Linked DNA regions of Homo sapiens: region 2 is linked to region 1. Evidence: chromatin loops called from intact Hi-C (ENCODE). Cell type or tissue: PC-3. All regions are shown on one strand. Links, peaks and the distances in the headings refer to the core of each region. The heading gives the core; the rest is flanking DNA.

Region 1 (11,652 bases), core at 1,984-9,983:
ACCTGTAGCTGTGACCTACTTCCCTAATAGCAGCAGAGCCACCCTTAACATTTTAAAAGTGGACAAAAACCTGAGAATCTTTCTGCTATTTGTAGCAAAGTACTTGTAATATATTCCACAACCAACAGTGTGTGGTCACACCATGGCTCCTTCAACCCTTAATAAGATTTTTTTTTTTTTTTTTTGAGACGAAGTCTCGTTCTTGTCCCCTAGTCTGGAGTGCAATGGCACAGTCTCGGCTCACTGCAACCTCTGCCTCCCGGGTTCAAGCAATTCTCCTGCCTCAGCCTCCTGAGTACCTGGGATTACAGGTGCATACCACCACACCCAGCTGATTTATTTTATTTTATTTTATTTTAAGTAGAGATGGGGGTTTCACCATGTTGGCCAGGCTGGTCTCGAACTCCTGACCTCAGGTGGTTTGCCCATCTCGGCCTCCCAAAGTGCTGGGATTACAAGCATGAGCCACCACGCCCGGCCCTTAATAAGATTTTTTAGAGACCTTTCTGCATCCGCATATGTAGAGCTGAAACTTGAATCAGACTACCCAGTGTCATCTGAAGCGTCTTTGAGGGACGCCTGCAAAGCTGGTTCCACTTGACCTGGCTACATCTTCCTCATGGGTCCTCCAAACACATCCCCCAGCTACTGGCTTTCCTTTCCTCATGCCATTCCTTTTCCACCCGGGCTTCCCAACTTCCTTTCTGAACAGTTCTCACCTTCCAAGATTTCTTTCCCTGAACCCCATGGACACTGTACTGTGCAACTCTCTGCTTTCATGACTGAAATTAGGCCTACGCGTCTTAACTCCAAATGAATGGAGGGGAAGGACTAGGTCTCGTCCCTCTTTGGGTTTACCTCCATGCCCTAAGAAGAGCAGCAGCTCAATGAGAACTCCCCCTTGAAGCTCATACCCTGAGTTTAGCACCAGTGCCTTCTGTTAACCTCCCCACAGGCGTCCAGAGGTGATGTAGCAAAAAGGTTGGGGGTGCCCAGAGGTGATATAGCAAAATGGTTATCAGCACAGTTTTGGTGCTGGGTAGTCGGAATCAAGTTTCAGCTTTACATATGCAGACGCGGAAAGGTCTCTTAAAAATCTTACTAAAGTTTGAGGGGGAGAAACAAGTTACAGGACAGTGTATTTTGCTACCATTTGTGAGTGAAAGAACATGTACACACATGTTTGTTAATGCATGGAATTTCTTTGGATGAATCCAAGAGAAACTAGTAGTAGCGACTTCCTCCATGGAGAGAGAAAAGGAGATTTGCTTATTTTTCACTAGAGACCTTTTGAGTTTAGTAATGTGTGCATGTATTGTCTAGTTTAAAACTTTACATTTTAAAAATTCCAGCTTTTGGCAGCCGGGCGTGGTGGCTCATGCCTGTCAGCCCAGCATTTTGGGAGGCCGAGGTGGGCGGATCACCTGAGGTCAGGAGTTCTAGACCAGCTTGGCTAACATGGCAAAACCCCATCTTTGCTAAAAATATAAAAATTAGACGGGTGCGGTGGCGGGGGCCTGTAATCCCAGCTACTCGGGAGGCTGAAGCAGGATAATCGCTGGAACCCGGGAGGCAGATGTTGCAGTGAGCCGAGATCACCCCACTTCACTCCAGGCTAGGCGACAGAGCAAGACTCCATCTCAAAAATAATAATAATAAAATAAATAAATAAAAAATTACAGCTTTTATGCTCACTAGCTGTGTAAGTTGTAGAAAGTTATTTGATTTTCCTAATCCTCAATTTCCCATCTGTAAAATGGAGCTAAGAAACCCTATGTAACTGGATTGGGTAATGCACACAAATTATTTAGCAGACTGCCTGGCTCATTTATTGTATGAATTCATGAGATGGTAGCTATTATTATTTTGTTGGCTGACCCAGGTACTTAGAATTCTGTTTCTTGCCTTCTTATTTTAACCCAAAGCCTAGAAGCTTGGAAAACAAGGATCATTACCTTGTGTTTCTCACATGTTGTAGCATTTGGTGATCTGCGCCAGGTCAGCATCTGGTTGAGGGCAGTATAACCACGCCGCCTGTGCTAGGAGCTGACCCTTCCCTTCATTTCTTCCCCTCCATCATCCTCCCTTTCTCTTTTTACCCTTAAGGCACTCTAATCTTTGTTCCTTCCAGTGATTATTCTGTAACTTGATCCCTCAAAGACGCCTCAGATGACACTAATGAGCAGCTTAAAAAACTGGAAATTCTTGAATCAAAGCACAAGATTCTACCCAAGGTACTTAACTTCCAGTTGGTTGCTTTCACCACAGTGAGGGAGCTCTACAAGCCGTGATTCATTTCAGCTCCTGTTGCCTGAGCCTATGTAACTTTATCAGAATTATTGTGAGTCACATCAACTCTCTGCCTAATTAACTTTTTCTGCTAAAGTGGTTTTAAGATAATGTACTTGCTTTTACTTAAATCATGGGAAATAGACCTTCTAGAGGTTAGAGCTTGATGCAAAATGATTGTCAACTCTTGCTATTTAATATTTTTCTGAAATCTTTTGGTAGTCATGGCCATACCAAAGTGGATTACTTTCCAGTCTTATTCAGGAACAAGATGTATTATTCTAACTTGTAATGGGGGACAGGGAAGTGTGGAAGAATAAGATTATGCGTCAGTGTCTAATCACATTAAAACATAATAACAGCTAATATTTATTGAACACTTACTATGCACCAGACCCTGTGCCGAACATTTATTTATTCAAACACTTATTTAGTTCTTACCCTAATTCTACAAGGACTTGTCCTCATTTTACAGATGAAGAAATTAAGGGACTTGCCTGAGGAGTTAAGTGGCACAGCTTCCACCCAGAACACTGGCCACAAAGCACATCTTCTTAACCAATATCTAGATCATGGATTCAGATGCTTTTTCTGTAAAGGGCCAGGCAGTAAATATTTTAGGCTTTGTGGAAATATCTTACAGCAGAAGGCAACTATAGACAACATGTAAAAGAATGGGCATGACTCTGTTCCAATAAAACTTTGCTTATGGGCAGTAAGATGTGAATTTCACATAATTTTTTTGTCATGAAATATTATTTTTCTTTTGATTTCCCATCATTTAAAAAGGTAAAAACCATTTTTAGCTTATAGGTACAAAACAGATGCTGGACCAGACTTGGCTGCAGGCCATAGATTGCCAAGCCCTGATCTAGATCATTGAAAATAGGACAAATTATGCGAGAATGAAATGATCACTGTAAGAGGACTCCCCATCCTATTCTAGATCCTTCTGGACGTTAGCCAGGGTCTAAGTCTCACGCTGGATGTTCCTTTTTAAAGAAATCACTTTCCACTGAATCCCCCCTTCAACCTCAGAGTCAGCCTGCTCTCCTGGGTTGCTCAGCGCCTCTCCTGGACCCCTACTTAGACTGCCCCTTCCTAGGCAGTTTTCCTTCCTGCCTCTTCCCCCAGCCTCCTATCTCCTTAGAGAACTGGTATAAGCTAAAGTGCTTTTTCAAAATCTCTATTATGTGTATTTGCATTTTAAAGGAGGTTTCTGGACAGGGCAATTCAAAGATAGAACTCTGGAGCATTTAGCCTGGGAAGATGGGTGTTGTGCATTTGGGGGGTGTGGAAGAAGGAACTTTTGCGCAGAGAGATTCTTATCACTCTTACAGTCATACTGAACAGAGCCTGGGAGGCTGGCCCTGACCAAGAGCCCCAGGGCCTCCAAGACCTTTGGACTAGGCTTGGCTGTAGGTAGGGAAAGGCTATTGCTATACTGTGGGAACCCCTAGGGGCTCTTTACCTAACAGCTGTGATTAATGAGTTGAATGGAGGAGGGGATGACTTCCTTCCTTGGCCCACTCAGAGTTCCCTGGAGGTGACAGCCACTCCAGGCACTCATCTCTGTGGCAGGCACCCCGTGGGAAGAGGTTGCATCAGCTCCAAGGTCTTTTCAGTTGTATCAGGTGGTCCTTAAGAACTGTATGTGGTTGAGACTCTGAACTCCCGGACACAGCAGAGAAGCAGAAAGTTGCCTTCTCAAAGGGGCACGTGTTCCCTGAGCTGTTTTATATCCCTGAGCTTTCCTGTGTCTTATGATTGTTTTCCCTCTGCCCCCTCCCCAAATATCCATTACGGACACTTAATCTTGTGTTAATTATGTATATGTTTCTGAGCCTACCAAATTCATCTGCATGTAGAAGTTTACTTTTATCCCATGTCATAGTTGTGGGGGCCAAGGCTCTTGGTCCTGTAAAGGTTTGCTGAAAATCACTGAGATGAGGCAGGTTGATTAATTGGAGAAAAGGCATATACGCTTATTTAACGTGCATTCACAGGAGCCTTCAGCATGAAGACTCAAAGATACAGGGGAAATTGTCCATTTTTATGCTTAGGTTCAACAAAATATGGACAGCCATATGGGAATATGATTGGAGGAAAAGCATAGATCTAAGTCTAATAGAATGAGTGGGGAAGCCCAGCAAGAGCTGCCTGTCTAGATTCTCCCTGGCCTCTCTGAGCGCACATTTCTTCCTTCTGGGTGTGGGGCAGGACCCTCTCTGGAATGGGGGTCTTATGACCTACTATCAAACAGGGTAGGTCAGATTATTTATTTATGGCCAGTTTTAATTTTTATTATTTATTTATTTGAAACAGAGCCTTGCTCTATTGCCCGGCCTGGAGTGCAGTGGTACGATCTCAGCTCACTGCAACCTCCGCCTCCCGGGTTGAAGCAATTCTTCTGCCTCAACCTCTTCAGTAGCTGGGACTACAGGCGTGAGGCACAACGCCTGGCTAATTTTTGTATTTTTAGTAGAGATGGGGTTTCACCATGTTGGCCAGGCTGGTCTTGAACTCCTGACCTCAAGTGATCCTCCCGCCTTGGCCTCCCAAAGTGCTGGGATCACAGGCATGAGCCACCGTGCCCAGCCCATATGGCCAGTTTTTATACAGATAGGGTGGAGGGAAAGTTAAACTAATATTTTTAGGTTTTATGGCTGGCTTTGGAAAAGGCTTCTGGTTTCTATGGCTAGCCTCCGAGGAGAATGGGACTGAGAGACAGGAGGGCAAGAGAAGGTCAGAGAAAATCATTTGCTTCTGAGGCTGCTGCTGAGGGCTTCATTTTGGGGTGTTGTTTTCTGAGCCCCAGCACAGTCTTTCTGGGAAGGTGGGAGGGTACCTGACTCCTTTTATTGTAGATCCAGCTAAGACTCCATGGCTGTCCAGAGCTTTCTCTGTGGTTTTCTCATGGTAACTGCAAATGGTGAAAGGAGGATATTTGGCAGGACTGTGCTCAAGGAATAGCAAGATAGAAGAAATGCCTGACCACTGTCCTCCCAGAGGTAGAATATTCCCAGGGAAATGCCTTTCTTTGTCAAAGTCTCTTTTCTTTTCTTTTCTTTTCTTTCCCTCCTTTCCTTCCTTCCTTCCTTTCTTTCTTTCGCCAGCTAAGTATATGCATGTACTTTTGGACCTGGAGAACAATAGAATGTACTGTTGTATTTTTATTCTCTTTGATTTTTTAAATTCCAGAATTTTCCTTTTCCTTTTTTGGGGAAGAAAAAAAGTAAAATAAATAAACTGTGATGATTTGACATTTCCCTGTAGCTTCAGAAAGGAAATTTATATAATACATATCTGTCTTTGGCTGTTTTCTCCCTCCAAGGTCAAGTTTGGTTTTTAGATGTGGCTTATAATACTTTATATTGTTAGAGGGTTTGAAACTCATCAATATTTGAACAACATCCTGAATTGGATGGTATGTGGGTTGTGTTATATTTGGCCTCTGTGTCTGCCTCAGAGGTGGGGGTTTTAGGATGGATTGATTAACACAGAATGTTAAGCCTAATAATGAAATTGTGGATGGTTCTGAGCTTGGAGCTGTCTATTCAGACTTTCTGCCACTGAACAGTGTGGTGGCTCCATTCACCCCATGCTGCTTTTTCTAGACTCGTCTTCACTTACTACTCACAGATTCCAATTTCTATTCTTGCCTGAACAGAGGAAGGGAGCCTTGAATACACAGGCAGGATTAGGCACATGAGTGGATAACCCACTTACAGTAGCCCACTTCCAGACAGCCCAAATTCTAGAAGAGCATCTAAAGAGGGATGGGTATTATTTCAATTTATTTCCATTTAATTCTCTGCATCCTTGGTCTAAGCACAGCTGTGTCACTGTGGTGATGTCCCTTGCCTATTGGGGATGATGATGGGAGCTGGGATGGCATATGGTAATAACAGATACCATTTATTATTGAGCATCGACAGCAGAACTAAGAAGATGTATGTGGGTTATCTCTTTAGTCCTCACAGTAACTCTGCAAGGTGGCATTTTCTTCATGCGGCAGATGGGAAAACCGAGGCTAAGAAGGATTACTCAACTTGCCCCAAACCACACAGCTTGAGTAGCAGGGCTACTCCAGCTAACTCCAGCTGTCTGTGCGCTTTCAACTGTTACCCCGCTACACCTGATCCCGCGGGCACAGGGCATGCGCGGGCGGTGTGGGCGCGTCGGGTCCTTCTCCCTTTGTCTGCAGTGAGTGATCCGCGCGCCCCCTGCCTGAGCCATCCCGGCTTTGCTTTGTCTGTTGCATTGTTGGCGAGACCTCTACTGCCTGAGTAGTTTGTTCAGTGCACAGTAAAGAGCTCTTTAGTTTTATTGAAATTATGTTTATGTTAAAATTATGTTATCCAAAATCTTGGATTACAGAGCAGCAGAACTGTTTGCAAGGACTACTGTTTAGTGAGTTGTTACAGAAACACCTTGTAAAATAATGAGTTATGTGAGCTGGAAGAATCAAAGATGTGGAACTGGGCAATGTAAACAATTTATTCCTGCCAGTAACAGCTGTAAAATGATGATAGCGCAAGTCTCTTGACTTTATTCCCTTACTCTGATTTTTATTTTACAGTACATTCACTTCTAGATCTTGTTGCTAGTTTTTAAGAAAATTTTAATTTTTTTTTTGAGACAGGATCTTGCTCTGTTGCCCTGGCTGGAGTGCAATGGTGAGATCACAGATCACTGCAGCCTGGAACTCCCTGGCTCCAGCAAGCCTCCCACCATAGCCTCCCAAGTAACTAGGACTGCAGGTGTGTGTGCCACCATGCCCGGCTACTTTTTTTTTTAGTTGAGATGTGGGGGAGGTGGGGAGGGTCTGCCTATGTTGCCCAGGCTGGTCTTGAACTCCTGATCACGATGGATCCTCCCACCTCAGCCTCCTGGTGTTAGAACTATAGGTGTGAGCCACTGCTCCTGGCCATAGATCTTTTTTTTTTTTTTAATACCTCACTCAATTTTTTAGAATTTTTTTTTTGTATCAAACATAATGGATTTCACATTGTTTTAAAAAGTAATTGGGAAGGAATACTGTTTCAGAGGACAGCTTACAGAAATCTCTACTATATGACACAGTTTCTTGTTGGTAAACACCATTAAAAAAGTTCAGAAGATTCCATGAGAACTTATAAATTACCTATGGTCTATTTAGAATCCTAAACAAATACACAGTGATTTACAGTGAACTGAGAGAGAAAGATCTAGGAAGAAGAAATTTTAAATTTGCTTGGCTCTTTTCTTTCCTTTTCTGAGACAGAGTCTCACTCTGTCACCCAGGCTGGAATGCAGTGGTGCTATCTCAGTTCACTGCAACCTCTGCCTCCCAGGCTCAAGCAATCCTCATGCCACAGCCTCCCAAGTAGCTGGGATTACAGGCATGCACCACTACGCCCGGCTAATTTTCTTTGTATTTTTTGTAGAGACGAGGTTTTACCCTGTTGTCCAGGCTGGTCTCAAACTCTTGGGCTCCAGTGATCTGCCTGCCTCGGCCTCTCAAAGGGCTGGGATTACAGCACTGAGCCATCGTGCCCGGCCCCCGATTTTATTTTCAAAAATACATTTAGTGACAAAACATCACTTTCTACCTACATACTTAATTTTGGTTTCTCTCAGTTTTATTTTGTTTTTGACACATTTAAATTCCCTAAATACTGTAATAAAAATATTCTAAATACATTCTAAATATTTTAAGCCATTTTTTCCCTCTCTCCCTCCTTCCCTCCCTTCCTCCTTCCTTCCCTTCCTTCCTTTCTTCTTCCTGTGTTCCATCTTTCCTTCTCCCTTTCCCTCTCTTCTTCTTCCTTTTAATCACAAGGTGCCTTCCCCTGTTAGGAATGAGACAATCATTTTGTAAAAATATTAATTTAAAAAATTTGTTTAGAGATGTCCTTTGAAATGAAGCTTCCATACTTTTCATACTTTGGAATTTTTCAAAAATATTCGTCTTGAAGGAAGTCTTGTTAAAATCTAAAGGACCGAGAAACATATTTTAGTTCTAAGGTGTTTTTATAGAGACTCTGATAGCAAATGAATGGAAAGAAATACTGCTTTATGCACTACGGAAATGCAATGATTATCCTGCTGCCAACGTAACCTGGAGTGATATATAACCACCTCTCCCTGGCCTGGGAGATTAATGAAATGACTCTAATTTTGGCAACCCTTCCCACCAAGAGTGGGTAACATAACTCTAAGTTGATTTGAGCAAAGGGCAGAGCAAACTTTAAACAGAGCATCATGGCTTCTACTCACTTTGGTGACATTCGGAGTGCTATTTCAGCCCTATTTGATGAAGGTTGTCTGGGACCTCCTCAGCCTCTGTTTCCATGCCTGTACCAAGATGACACTGTGACTGCAGTCCAACTTGCCTCCTCTGTCAGATGACACGCCCTTCAGATGATTGCGTTCGCCAGTTAATAAACAGTCACTTTTTGAAACGGAATCTCTCTCTGTTGCCCAGGCTGGAGTGGTATTATCTTGGCTCACTGCAACCTTTGCCTTCCAGGTTCAAGCAATTCTTCTGCCTCAGCCTCCTAAGTAGCTGGGACTACAGGCACCTGCCACCACACCCAGCTAATTTTTGTATTTTTAGTGGAGACGGGGTTAAGCTGTGTTGGCCAAGCTGGTCTCCAACTCCTGACCACAGGTGATCCACCTGCCTCGGCCTCCCAAAGTGCTGGGATTACAAGCATGAGCCACCGTGTCTGGCCCACTTGGTGTTTTGATCAGTCTTATAGGAATGTATACCTTGTGTTTTAAGATTCAACCATTTTTTTGGTTACTGCTTCACTTCTACCTCTTTCAGTTATTCATGCTACCTAAGTCAAAAGGGGCTTCTCCTTTGCAGCCGGCCCATAAGATAAGACTCTCAAGGCGATCTGCTTCTGTGGTAGCTAAGAGAATGAGCTTTGGAGGCTCACTGGCTGGGTTCAAATCTGCTCCCATCAGCACCTCATGAGGGTGTTAGAATGATTAAATGAGGTGCTATGTGCAGGAAAACACAGTGCCTACCACAGAGAAAAAGGATTTTAGTGTGTTTTTTTTTTAAACAAAACCTTCTGAATGTTTTGGTTCAATGGTTTTCTTCTAACAGCTTATATTATATTATCAGAGCCCATTGATCATAATGGCCAATAACATCATGAAAGGAGACATGGCACTTCTGGTGGAGGAACATGACCCCTCCAGTAAAGCTGTCCTGTCAAAACATCAAGCCCATATCTATTCAAGCCTCCGTGTAACTACCACTTCTCAGAAAACAATAGGGCACAGGCGGCACAGCCCAGAACGTGGGAACCCCTAGAACAAATGACTCAATGTCTTCAGTAAGGGAATAGCCAGAAAAAGTGTGTGGGGAGGGAACCTCAGATTAAAATAATGTCAATGGGATGGCAGCCAACTGCCACATGTGGACAGGTCCATTTAGGAGACAACTGGGAAAAGTAAACATTGACTGGACACTTGATACAATTAAAGACTTATGGTTAATTTTTAGTCGTCTTTTTTGTTTTTTTTTTTCTTTTTGAGACAGGACCTCACTCTGTTGCCCAGGATGGTCTTTTCTCAGGCAATCTGCTTGCCATGGCCTCCCAAAGTGCGGGGATTACAGGCATGAGCCACCACACCTGGTCAATTTTTTTTAGTAGTGATAATGGTTTTGGATTGGTTTTTAAAAGGTCTTTATTTTTAGAAATGTGTATGTAAATATTTTAGAAATATGCACTTAAATATTTATTTCAAATTTACGGATGAGATGATATGATGTCTGAGTATAGAGGGAACGAGAGTGGCACCACTGCCTTGGTAATTGTTGGAGCTGCCTGGTCGGTAGATGGTGGCTTATCATGCTGTTCTGTCTACTTTTATGTATGTTGAGATTTTTCAGGAGATGAACTAAAAATGATCAAAACAAAGCAAAATAACTACAACAAAAACAACCGTGCCAAAATCTAGTGGACCCTCAATATAAAGCAGCACATTCCCGCAGTTCCTCCACCTGCTTTCTGCTCAAATCATGGTGCCCGTTTCTAGGTCATTGATTACAAGAGGTTTCCTTACTAGGGCAGGTGATTTCCCCTATCATGGTTTATTATCCTTAACAGAATTTGAGAAAATGGCTGTTTCAGGTTGGTTGCTGTCACGTGCCTCTGAGGTCAAATACTGCTATCAGGAGTTGACAGTTGCTATTTGGCTCAAAGTACTTGAGGTCATGGTCACTCCATTATCTTTCTAAGACTGCAATTTTTGAACCTGCCTTTACTGGATATCAGGTGCTCGGTTGGTTGTCTTTTTATAGATGGCATCAATATCAGGTGGCATATAAAAGCTTTCCCAAACCATGATTGCCTTATTAATCAATTCATAAAACTGATCAGGAAAGTGTTAGGGTATCTATTAATGTAGTAGTTAGGAAATAAATCTAAACCCTACCTTTCTCTGATAAGTAGGTTTTAAAAAAGGAATGAGGATGAAGTTCAAACAAATGCATCTTATTATTTAATTTGCTCTTCTCTCTTTTGACCTATAATTTTTGCTCCATGCAATGTCTTCAGTTGGCAACTAAAAATATTTCTCTTTTCTGAGTGCAGATAGCCATAATTTGACAGTGTGGGTTCCTTTTGTTATTGCCTTCATCTTGGAGAAACTGGACATAGATTTTGGGGTTATTAAAATAAATTTTGAGCTAACAGATTAGATATTTTTGAATTTAAAAAAATCAATTCAAATGGCCAGGTGCAGTGGCTCATGCCTCTAATCTCAGCACTTTGGGAGGCTGAGGCGGGCAGATCACATGAGCCCAGGAGTTCAAGACCAGCCTGGCCAACATGGTAAAGTCTCATCTCTACTAAAAATACAAAAATTATCCGGGCATAGTGGTGTGCGCTTGTAAGCCCAGTTATTGGGGAGGCTGAGGCATCAGAGTCACTTGAACCCAAGAGGTGGAGGTTGTAGTCCTGGGTGATGGAATGAGACTATGTCTCAAAAACAACACAAAACAAAACAAAACAGCAATTCATTTGGCTTAAATAAAATTCTGTCTTCATGCTATCACATTTAATGAAGATGGGCAGCATGCATCTTTCAGAAATACTAATCAGTTTATCAGGACTCTGGACCAAAACATTTACTGTTTAAGTCAAATAAAATACTTATCTTATTAAAATCACTATGTTGGCTGGGCACGGTGGCTCACTCCTGTAAACCCAGTGTTTTTGGAGGCTGAGGAGGGAGGATCGCTTGAGGCCAGGAATTTGAGACCATCCTGGGCACACAGTGAGACCCCATGTCTAGAAACAATTTTTAAACATTAGCCAAGTGTGGTGGCACATGCCTATACTAGCTACTTGGGAGGCA
Region 2 (11,652 bases), core at 3,386-11,385, 600 kb before region 1:
CAAGTTCAGATTATAGGAGTGAGTGGCATATAGCTATTATACTCCTTTTGTAAATATGAAATTTATAAAGCCCATGTGGATCTATTTGTAAAACCCTCTTTATGAATCAGGTTGTCTTTGTTGCTGAAAGCCTGGGTAGAGCACCGGCTTCCAGAACTGGCTGTGAAACAAGCCACCATAGGCATCTCTTGTTTCTACTGTTGCCTCAGGAAATAATTTTCAGTTAACATGAAATTAAAAGTATAATCATAGGTGTGTATCATACTTTTAGGATTCCGAAGGAGGCAGTTCCTGTTTTGTGGAGACTAATTTTATTTGTGAAGCCTGATTAGAGAACAAAGGTTAAAGGTGTTCCAGCCCATGGGAAGCACATACTTCCATCTAACATTTTTAAATGCTATTATTTGGGAGAGAGCTGATCGAAAGTACTTCCTCTGCCAGTGTTTTGCAAGGCTTGAAGTTTCACCATCATGATCATATTTATTAAGGGCCTTCTAGAGATGTGTAATTTACCTGGGGTTCATTTTGGAGTTTGAAAAAAGAGCCAAGAAAGAAGACCCTGTTCGCCAGCATGTTATTACCTTTGGCTGAATAAGGTTCAGTGTTCATCGTTACTCAGCTGTGGACCTAGTGGAATCAACCTGGTAAATCTTGGTGAGGATAAAAAGGAGAAGACATTTAGCTTTCCTTGATGAGATTTGGACATATTCTGGGCTATTGATGGGTGTCTTGGCTGCGAGTAGACAGGTTGCTTTGGGTTGAGTATATGTTTGTCTTTGAAGACTTACTTCCTTACCTTCCTTCAGACAAATTCAGCTAGGAATCTCTTGAGACTTTCTAGTAGTCTTTATTGACTTGGCCTTCCAGTTTTATTGAAACTTTGGCAAACTCAGACTGTAAGTTAATACCATAAATTCATTTAATATGTGAATAACTGCAATTTTGAATGCTTGATATTATTACAAATTAAGTACAATTAGTATAGAAACCACTAGCATTTTTAGGTGCCTCGCAGTGTGTTTAATTGAGTTTCTCAGAGTTATATTAAGATTTTGTGGTGATGGGATGAAATTTTACCTTTCTGTTTTTTTTTACGCCATCTAGTGGCTCAGAATGAGTGGTGCAGGTAATTGCAGCTGTTGTACACAATCAAAATGGTGTCATAAATTCAACTTTAAATCCAGCTATGGGTTATTACTTTCCTATTCCATGTCAATAAAATATTAGCATTAATCATGAAAAACTTTGTTCATCATTCTGAATTAAATATAGAAATTGTATATATAAGGAAGAATACATTTTAAGGATTCTAAAATAGTATTTGTAGAGATACAGGAAATGTGTACTTTGTAAAGAAATTAATGCCATGACTTGTCTGTTAATAATAAATAAGACCATTTAAAAGATTTTAAAGATATGCAGCTTTCTTTTAGTAATGGACTCATTTATAATTTGAAATACCAAATTATCACTGTTTGATTTACCTTCTAAAAGTGTGTCAGTTCTGAAAATATTCTTTAAAAAGGCAACATAAAATAGTTTAAGAAAAGATGCATACTTTCAATATAAATAAACATTTAGGCAAAACAAGAAATAAAATCCCATGCATTATAATGAAGAGTGTTTTAATTTTGTTTTTTGTTTGTTTGTTTGTTTTGAGATGGAGTCTCACTCTGTTGCCCAGGCTGGAGTGCAATGGCACGATCTCGGCTCACCGCAACCGCTGCCTCCCAGGTTTAAGCGATTCTCCTGCCTCAGCCTCCCAAGTAGCTGAGAGTGTGCCACCACACCCAGCTAATTTTTGCATTTTTAGTAGAGATGGGGTTTCACTGTTCTCTGGTCAGGCTGGTCTCGAACTCCTGACCTCAGGTGATCTGCCCGCCTCGGCCTCCCAAAGTGCTGGGATTAGAGGCATGAGCCACTGCACCCGGCAAGTGTTTTAATTTTGTAAATGTAATGGCAGAAAAACATTTAACTAGCTTGGGGATTAGGTTGTTTTCATTTAAAAATCACTACAGAAATATAGTTTTATTTAAAAATTCAATATATTATTTTCTGTTTTGCAAGAAAGCCTTGATGGAATGTTAGCTGTGCTCAGTCAACCTGGGGGTGATTTATTTATTTTAGGCCTCTTTTGAAAGTTATACAAATCTAAGCCTTTATTTTTTTTTTTCTTCTGGTGCAAATCAAATGTTGCAATAAAGAAAGAAGAGTAGGCAGATACTGTGCCCTTCCTCCTTCCCTTTTTAACATTTTCCAATTAGCAGCTATCATGTGACCCCTGGCTGAGATAGCCCCTCCTTCAAAGTGTCCAGCATTTCCTTAGGTTTCACCTTTGAACCTCACTAATAATAAATCTAAACACCGCCTGCCTTAAAAGGCAAGCCAGTACTTTTTGCTTTATACTTCTATTCACATAGGGTTGCTGCTGTTTTTTTATGTGTTAAAATTAAAAGCTTCAGTAGTTCAGTGGAGATTTGGAAATCTCTTTTTTCTCTTAAAAAATGGATCAAATTTATAATGACTGATGAAAGCAGAATTTGTGATTTTAATGACAGTTGTATTGTTAGTGAATTAACAATTGGTTTCAGATTCATTTGATGGGGGAAAATCATATTTGAGATAGAAAACCTGTATTTCCTTAAGAAATTGGGTTGTTTAAAATAATGCTAAATATTTTTGTTAGTTTTCATTTCATTTTTATTACCACTAAATAAAACAGGAACATAATATTATAGCTAACAGTATTTTCCTAGAACCATGTTTTTGAAATTTTATCATTTTAATAGCAGGATCCAGATTATATAGCAATAGGTATATTCTGAGGTCCCAAATGCCTTTTTGGTTATGTTATTCTATCTTGCTCTTCTGGATTTCTATCCTCTATTAGTTTATCTTTCAATCTGTACTCATCATTAATTTGCAAACCACATTGCTATACTTACTTTTAAAGCAATAAACTATTTTTAGAGATTTAATAACAGACAAGCTATACTTCAGAAAAGAGGCACAGTACTTTGATATTAAAAGAAAAATGAGAGTTAAGAATTCTGGAATATTTTATCTAGTCTAGGGCATATGCGACTAGCTTTGCAGCCTTTGAGAAACTTTTTATTAAGTCAAACACAGGAAATGTAGGTTAAGACTGTGGTCACCAATATAAAATAAAAGGGTACTTTTTGGTGTATATTGGTTGGAGTTTCAAGCAGTACCTCCCTTTATATCTGTTTGGTTGACTTTTTCCAGTGATTGGTGAATTGTGACTGTCATTGACCATTTGCTTCTCATTGTAAGAATGTAAAGGTTAAGTTACTATGGCTTTTTTTGGCTTCAAACCTATGTTAATAAATGAAATGAAAGTCTTGTTGAGCTTTATTGGCAGAGGGAAATAAGTTACTTTTTAGCTGTCTTAGTTTTTCATTTGTAACCGTATGACCCAGTATGCCACAAATAGCGTGGCCAACTGCTGCAGAGTAACTAGGATATCTGAATGTGGGACATGCATTGTTGACACTAAGCTAGCTCCAAAATGTTATATTTTATAGCCTTTTGATAAGAAGAAGTGTTTGTATTTGTGCTTGCATTTGTTTGCTCCGATGACATTTAGTTTGTATGCTGTCAGTATGGATGTATGGTCTAGAGTACACTGGAAGCATTAACCAGGCCAACCTCCTATTTAGTACCCATCTCCTCCTAGGAGTGAAAAGCAGTTTATGGACACAACACCATGTCAGAAAATGTTCTAGTTCTACTCATAGGACTCCTCTTGTTATCTGTTTGTGAACAATATGCTTAAGTACTTCCCTACTTTCTCTTACATAAATTGGAGGAAACATTCCAGAAAAATGTTGGCAGATGAAAGCAAAAGGTGCTTATAGGAGGCAGGCTGGCAGCTGCAGCCCTTGCAATGGCCTGACAGGTAGAGGAAAAGCCAGAAGGCAGTGTCAGAGAGGCAAGGTGAGCAGAGGTGGCAGTGGAGGGGGCTGCTTTGGAAAGGAGCCCACCTGTAAGGCCTATGTGATTTACTTCAGCATGAATAACTAAGAGTTTGGCAGCAGCAAAACAAAACCTTAAAGAAAAGCACTACGTTGATATTTTTTTTAATTCTCAGTTGAACAATTCATGATTTCAGCCTTGAAAATGAGGAACTCCCTCAGTGTGTATAGCATACTTTCACTCTTTTGAGATGTCTTCTTCCTCATCCCTTTAGAACATGGAGCTAGATATTCCAGGGAAATCATTAGGCATAGAGACTAGAGATAGACTACTGATTAAGAAAAGTTTTAGAGTCGATATTTAGTAAATTATAGATAAGTGACAGATGTTCATTGAGTATTCAGCTATCAAGGAACAACCAGCATGCCAGGTATTGTGGCTCACTCCTGTAATCCCAGCACTTTGGGAGGCCGAGGCAGGAGGATCACTTGAAGTCAGGAGTTCGAGACCAACCTGGCCAACATGGTGAAACCCCGTCTCTACTAAAAATAGAAAAATTACCTGGGCGTGGTGGTGCGCACCTGTAGTCCCAGCTACTTGGGAAGCTGAGGCAGGAGAATCACTTGAACCCGGGAAGTAGAGGTTGCAGTGAGCTGAGATTGTACCACTGCACTCCAGCCTGGTGACAGAGCATGACTCCATCTCAAAAAAAAAAAAAAAAAGAACAACCAGTTAAAATTGTAATAAAATGTTATATTCCTCAAATACTTGTTCTCTTTGGGAGAAGATAAGATTCTCTTTGGAAGAGCAGGGTGGAGACCTGCTCATAATAATCAGATTGCCTTATAGTGCGTCCCAAAGTACTCTGTTTTTTTGTTGTTGCCATAATACTTTGCTATACCAATTAGTGGGCAGGGAGTGGGGGAGGGAATGAAAAAGTGTTTATTGAGCATTTACAATGTCCTGTTCTAGGTACTTAATATGCTTTCACACATATAATTAATATAATAACCCTGTGAAGTAGATGATGTTATAATTTTACAGATTAGGAAACTGATGTGCAGTAAGGTTATTATGGAAATTATCTGAGGATACGCAGCTATTAAGTGCCTTCTCCAGGTATCAATACAGGTCTGACCCTAAAGCCTTTTCTCTTTCTACTTTGCTACGGTTAAGTGGGACTTGATTAGGACTTTAACTTTTCTTCTATATCAGAGGTTAATTGTAATTATCACATCCCAGTTCTAAACAACAGCGAACCATGTTATTGACAGTATCTTTTACATAATTAAATCTTGTATAGATGGTCAAAATTATTTCATTTTCTAATCAACAAATATTTGGTGAACACTCATGCAAAGTACTATTTTGAGCAGGATCCAGAAAAGCCACAAACTGTTATTCAAGGAGACTGCAATTAAGTCGAAGAGAAGACCAATGCATAAAATAGATAATAGCAATAAAACACAATGTAGGGTATCAGTGTTGTAGTCCTGGAGAATCCCAGAAGAAAGGGAAGTCAGTAAATACTGGAGTAAGTAAGTAATGAAAGATTCATAGGAAATGGAACTTGAACTGGAACTTTATGTATAAATGGAGTTTATTCATTTAACAAATATGAATGCTTATTTTCTGTGTCTATTACATATAAAACCTAGAAGAACGGCTGTGCTATGGAAAGGGGTGGATGGCTATATTGATGAAAGGGGAGCATAGAGCCAATAGACATCAGTCATTCAGGATCACTTCTTTTTTTTTTTTTTTTTTTTTATTGAGACAGAGTCTTGCTCTGTCACCCAGGCTGGGGTGCAGTGATGCAATTTCAGCTCACTGCAACCTCTGCCTCCCGGGTTCAAGCATTTCTCCTGCCTCAGCCTCCCAAGTAGCTGGGATTACAGGCTCCTGCCACCATGCCCGGCTAATTTTTTGTATTTTTAGTAGACATAGGGTTTCACCATGTTGGCCAGGCTGGTCTTGAACTCCTGACTTCAGGTGATCCTCCCGCCTCGGCCTCCCAAAGTGCTGGGATTACAGGCATGAGCCATCACTTCTCTTTCCTTACCTTGGAGAATGGTAGGCAGCCAGAGAAACCCTGTGAGAAACCAAATCAACCTGATGTTTCCAAGCTAGTTTTTCTACAGCAGCTTACACCACTTTTCCCTTATCTTCGCCTGTACCTTGTGTGTTAACCACACTCTCAACTACTTACTCTTCACTGAACACAGCACATTCTTTTATCTCTGCAGGCCTTCACGCCTGCCATGTATTGCTCCTTTCATTATTCCTTCTGGAGTCTCAGCCCAGCTGTCACTTTCTATGTAAAGTCTCTCAGATCCTGCTGTAGGATTAGTTGCTTCTCTTTTTACAAACTTTTTCCCTCTCTTACCTAACATTCAATATAATGATTACCTGTTTCTCTGGCTTTCTGTCTAAACTTTGAACTTCTTGAGGTAGACACTGTGTCTTAAATATTTTTGTATCCCAATATGTTAACAGTATGGCAGATAGATGTTTACTATGCTTTTACCAAAATACAGTTAACAACAGGAAATAATCCTGACTTCTTAAAAGAACTTAGAATGATAGGATCATAGAGTGAGGGGGACCTTAGTGCTAGCCCTTCACTTTATAGGTAAAGAAATCGAGGCTCAACATAATAAGGGAAAAAGAAATAAAAGCCCAAAGGAAAAATGGACCACTCCTACAGAGACCTCCAAAGACAATGGTGTTTCTGAGGTTGTACTTCCACCTTGGCCCTGAACTTCTTGGCAGCCAAACCAAAAAAGGGAGAGATGGGAGCTAGTAATTTCTTTTAATCATAAAGGAAGGATCTTGGCTTTTCCCAGCACTGGCTACTTAAATATTCTTACATGAATTTCTAGACTCTGCCCTGAATATCTGGCCTCAACAACTTTACATAAATAAGTGCATAAGTGGCAGGTATTGGCCTCAACAAAAACTTTTCATAGTAAATATAATAAAAGATTTTATAAAGGGAATTCTGTGAGGGTCCAAATGTATAATAATTAGACTTATTGATATATATTAAGTACCTAAGTGCACTATTGTAGAGTCTCAATGAAGAATATAAATATAAACAAAAAAGATAAGGAGCTGAAAAAACCAGGAGATTTTCCATTCTACCTGTCATACTATTTTTTGCCTTTGCAAAATTCTGTCTTAACTTCTTTCAGTGCTTACAAGTAAGTTAAACTGAATTCATTTTTTCCAAGAACTGGAATTAGTTGGTCCCTGTTCCAATGTGGACAAATACCTTCTTTCTGCACATGGGATTTAAGCTTTTTAGACAAGGCACATCCCATGTAGTACATTTGAAAACATGGTGGCAACAGCCTGCCACAGGTGGGAACAGCATGCTCCTTCAGATCGCCCACTCAGCTACATGTGAATGCTTCAGAACAAATGCTTGTTTCGTCACTACTACAATTCTTTAACTATGCCTAATATACACAAAAGAAAATACATTACTATTGGAAATTACATTTCTTAAGAAAATATTTAGGATAGTCAACTGGTGCATCATCCAAAATGAAGACTTAGTCTATTTAATCATCTAGTACCTACTTATGGAACATCTTTTATATCTCCTGCAGTGGGAGGCATACAGATTAAGTGTAAGTCCTTCCTCTGATCTTAATGAGTTTGTACTTTATTTTAGTTGAAGGAATAAAACTAATGTACGTAAAATCTACTGAGGAATAAATGCTTAGCTTGAAATGAGAGATATAAATATGGATTAGCTAATTCAGAGAAAAAATCATGACAGCTGAGTCAGGTCTTAGTCATTGGACAGGATTTGGCTGAGGGAGAGGAGATGTCTCTGGGAAGGAAGCACTACATACAGAGGTAGAATGAGTGTAGTGCGGCAGGTTGTATTGTGCCAGCTAGAACAGTGACAGGAAAAGGTTGCCAGCAGGGTGGGAACAAGCTAAAGTCTACAGTTAATGCAGTGGAGAGTTAGTGTAAGTTTTTGAGCAGCAGGGTAAACTGATGAAAAGAGTTCCCGGGAAGAACAGAGAGGCACCATTGATAATGCAGTAATCCAGGGCAAGGTGATGAAGGCCTGAATTAGTGGTGCCAGTGAGAATAAAGTGGAATGGGTGAACCTGAGAACAGTTAATAGAGTCATGTAGGTAAAATACCATACACTGAATACCAAAGTCACTCTCTACTGAGCATGACATGATCTTCTTTGCCTAACATTATCTGCGAATCACCAGTCTGAATGTCAGGTTTTACTCTATGGTATTGTAACTGTCAACTTTGTAGAAATTGGAATTAACTATAGCATGACTCAGGGATATAAACTAAAATTTCTTATGAGAATTCTTACTGTCAGCTTCCTTGTTTTTGTCTCTCTTGCTTTAAAAATGGAGTATACAATGCAAGGAGGAAAAACAGTAATTCTTTGAATTAGAGGAACTCAAAGTCACACCTGCAAAGTAAATTGCAAAGTAATGAGATTGATCTCCGTACACCACTAGAGAACTTAGTGTCTTCAATCAGGTTCCTGAATGGTGGTGCTCAAACATCATGGAGGTCCTTAGAGATTGTGTCAGTTTCCTCATTTAACAGGTTAGGAATCTAAGATTCAAGTAGTTAATGTATAGATAGTAATAGTAAAACGCCGAGGTTGTACAGTTCCTGTTGTGCATTTATAAAGATAACCTTTTGAAACAATGAATGTATGAGAAATGAGAGGATTCTTACAAAGTTTCTAATCGGAGTTAATAAAAAAGAGACTAAAGAGGTAGCCTTGATGAAAGTATTTATACACTTTAAATAGGTATCTAGTTTTCATAGTATTACAGTGTTTATGAATAAAGATATCACAATGAAGAATACTTGGAAAACAACAGTCAAGTCCATTGGTTCTTAAACTTGCTGTATTTTATGTTTTGTGAATAAAATTACTTTCATTTTCACAAAAGGCTGGTGTGTTTTGAAGCACAGATATATGTTTGGAAAAGGACACAAATTTTTTTTAACATTGCAAACACCTGTTGCTTTCAAACACATCGGTAACTAATTTCTGAAAGGGTTAGTACATTATTAAATCTTTTAATGTTTCAGGTTTCTGTTAAGTCAGCATTCTTTTACCATATCATTCGCAGAAAGCGGATTAACATACTCGATAAATGACAGTCATGGTGCTGAAAAAGATTTAAGTAAATGTTGGGGCCTTATTTAAGTGTAAAATAATATTCCAGCAGAGAAAGAAGATTTAGTTAATGAGTAAATATTACTATTATGTTGGATAAAGTCTCTGTTTCACTTTATCATAACTAGTCCTTTTTCCTGCCTTCTTACCCAGTCACTCTTACTGCTCAATAAATATTAATTGGGGACTAAAATTTCAACTACAAAATAAAACAAATAAAATGACTATAATGGTATGAAAATTGAAAACATGGGAGTTAGATCACAAGCATTCACTACCGCCTTACTATTATTTTCTCGGATTACTGGGCAAGTTTGGCTTTTTTTTGCTTCTTTGATTGCCACACTACATTTTGCCTTGAAGCCATCCATTTTGCAGATATTGAATTTCTTTTGAGTACTATTTTTATACAATAAGCATCACTACACCTCTGGATCTTGATAGCATTACTGCAGGAGGAGAAAGCAGCTTTGTGTTAGTAATTACCTAACATTGTCAGAAGCTGACTGCAGGCCTCTTTCTAGTGATAACAGAATAACCGCATAATGTAGCTTTATAGCACATGATTAATAGAAAATAATTACACGTCCTACAAAGGGATGCAATATTTCTTATAAATTGACTAGAATGGTTTCCTGTAGATTAAAGGACTCTTCATTATTTTATCAGTCCTCCTGAAGTACAGTCACTTGCCTATGTTAGCATTTCAGCTGATGTTAAGAGCTGAATAGGTGAAGGATACCAGATGGCAGACCTCCTTGTACCTGAAACCTTGTGTTCCATAAAGATTACATGATGCTTCCTAACATTTCAAAGATTTAGACAACAGCCTGGTATGGATTGTCTATTTTTTGTTTGCTAAGAAGATAAAGTTTGAGAGTTTTCCTTTTTGTTTTTTAAATGATCCACTTGTGACTTTATAGAACAATACTATAATTAGTTTGTGGACTGCAAAACAACATTGTATCAGTTGCATTATTTTCCACTGTAAGTAATATATCATTCATAATCACATTTGTTTGGGGGTGGAAAAGAGGAAAGGCATAGACAGGCAGATTTTCTTTTTCAGAAGGAAACCTTGTACAATATTGAATGTTCAGGCCAAAGTTTAGAATACTGTACTCCAAGAAGCATTTTCATTCCAATTTATAGGCTGCAAATGGTTTAATTGGGATTCATGTTGCTCAGGAGGCTCATACAGAGAATAGTAATGATAAAAGTAAAAAGCTCCTGTATTTGCAGTCTTGTCAACACTCTAATGGCTGCAGTGTAAATCCATAAATTTGCCTCCTGTATTTTTACCTCACTATATTTGATCATAATGCATTAATTTCAAACAGGAATATAATTTGCAATTCTTTACAAATATAAGGTAATATTCTGGTTTTTAGTTTTACCTTTTCTGATTTAAATCTGATATTTTAGAGTATTTTTATCAAGTGTATGTTTCCTATGTTTTTCAATTATTTTAAATTAAGTGAAGCATTTAAGATTATTTTAGTCTAAACCTTTTTTCTCCCTAGAGTATAACTTTTAAGGGATTTGTTTATAGTTGATTAAGCTCCTCCCTGCTGTTTACCACTATGCTTTCTAGTTAATAAATCTTCCTGTTCTACCATAGCACAGAATTCTCTCAACTGTGAAGTCTGCCCTTGTTGATGTGATTTCTTGGGAACTAATTTCTTAAATTTGGGTGTGAGTAACTTTTTGAAAATGATAACATGCCTTTAGTTGATAGCATAGACTATGACCAAAGTAGAATATTATAAAGTAATAACTTTCTGTCTTGTAATTTGAATCTAAGCATTGACCCCCAGATTGAGGGCCATTCTCTGGAAGCAAGTTTATGCCAATAATATGTCTTCTCACTGAATGTTTTCTATGTCTGTCACTGGGGAGCAGGGGGCTAGTTCCTTTTCTCATTCCAAATAATCAGTTTCAAAAATCTTATATTGGCATTGAATAAGAGCTTTAACACTCAGACCTACCCTGTTAATTATCCACTTTGAAATCTTACAGTAGTCTGTGGAACGTTAAGTACGTGTGTTTTTTTAAGCATTAGGCTTTAATTGTATTCATTGCCTTAAAAATAGAAAAGGGTAGTTTTATTAGGTACCTATTAAGATATAATCGTTGCTAATCATGACTTTCAGTAAGTTAGTATTTTCTTCTGATAAATATGTCCTACATAGATTATAGCCATCATTGGGTTCTGGGCATCAGAGTATCCTCGTTCCTTATACAGCTTCGTCCACTAAGTTCACACTATCAATGAACTTTAAAAGTTTAAAACTTAAAATCTTGAGTTTACTGCCTCACAAGCCAGAGCTGTGCCCTCAATAGAATAACAATAGCAGGAGTGGTCTTTTCTCCCCTCTCCCCCTCCACTTTGTTCTTCCAATAAACCTAATCCTGATACTGCCCACTGTTTGAAAAAGTGCCTATGGATTTTATCCTATAATCTCTCTATTGATAGACTACATATCAATACATACACGCTAATGTAATGCTACATTTGTATTAAAGAATTGCAT

What was found. Hi-C counts contacts between places; a loop is a spot of excess contacts. Peaks named below come from ENCODE experiments on the same cell type or tissue, not always from the same donor. Only the 100,000 strongest peaks of a DNase experiment are listed, where the experiment ranks them.
Region 2: a loop joins it to region 1, with 5 times the contacts of the local background. A loop is called at or near these places in 22 of 110 quality-filtered maps.

What each region holds. Positions count from the first base shown.
Region 1 is chr7:26,073,939-26,085,590 of GRCh38, reverse strand. The region is part of intron 1 of LOC105375199 (a long non-coding RNA gene); the gene reads left to right. Among named protein-coding and RNA genes, the nearest start is that of NFE2L3, 72 kb to the left of the region's middle. RefSeq lists an enhancer at 6,375-6,444. In PC-3, for the core only: a CTCF peak has its summit at 6,549; DNase peaks (open chromatin) are centred at 2,230 and 6,510; H3K4me3 peaks cover 1,027 bases; H3K27ac peaks cover 1,073 bases.
Region 2 is chr7:26,671,449-26,683,100 of GRCh38, reverse strand. All of the region lies in intron 11 of SKAP2 (src kinase associated phosphoprotein 2), which reads left to right. Among named protein-coding and RNA genes, the nearest start is that of LINC02860, 39 kb to the right of the region's middle. In PC-3, for the core only: no CTCF peak of the experiment used is centred there; a DNase peak (open chromatin) is centred at 7,770; H3K27ac peaks cover 412 bases.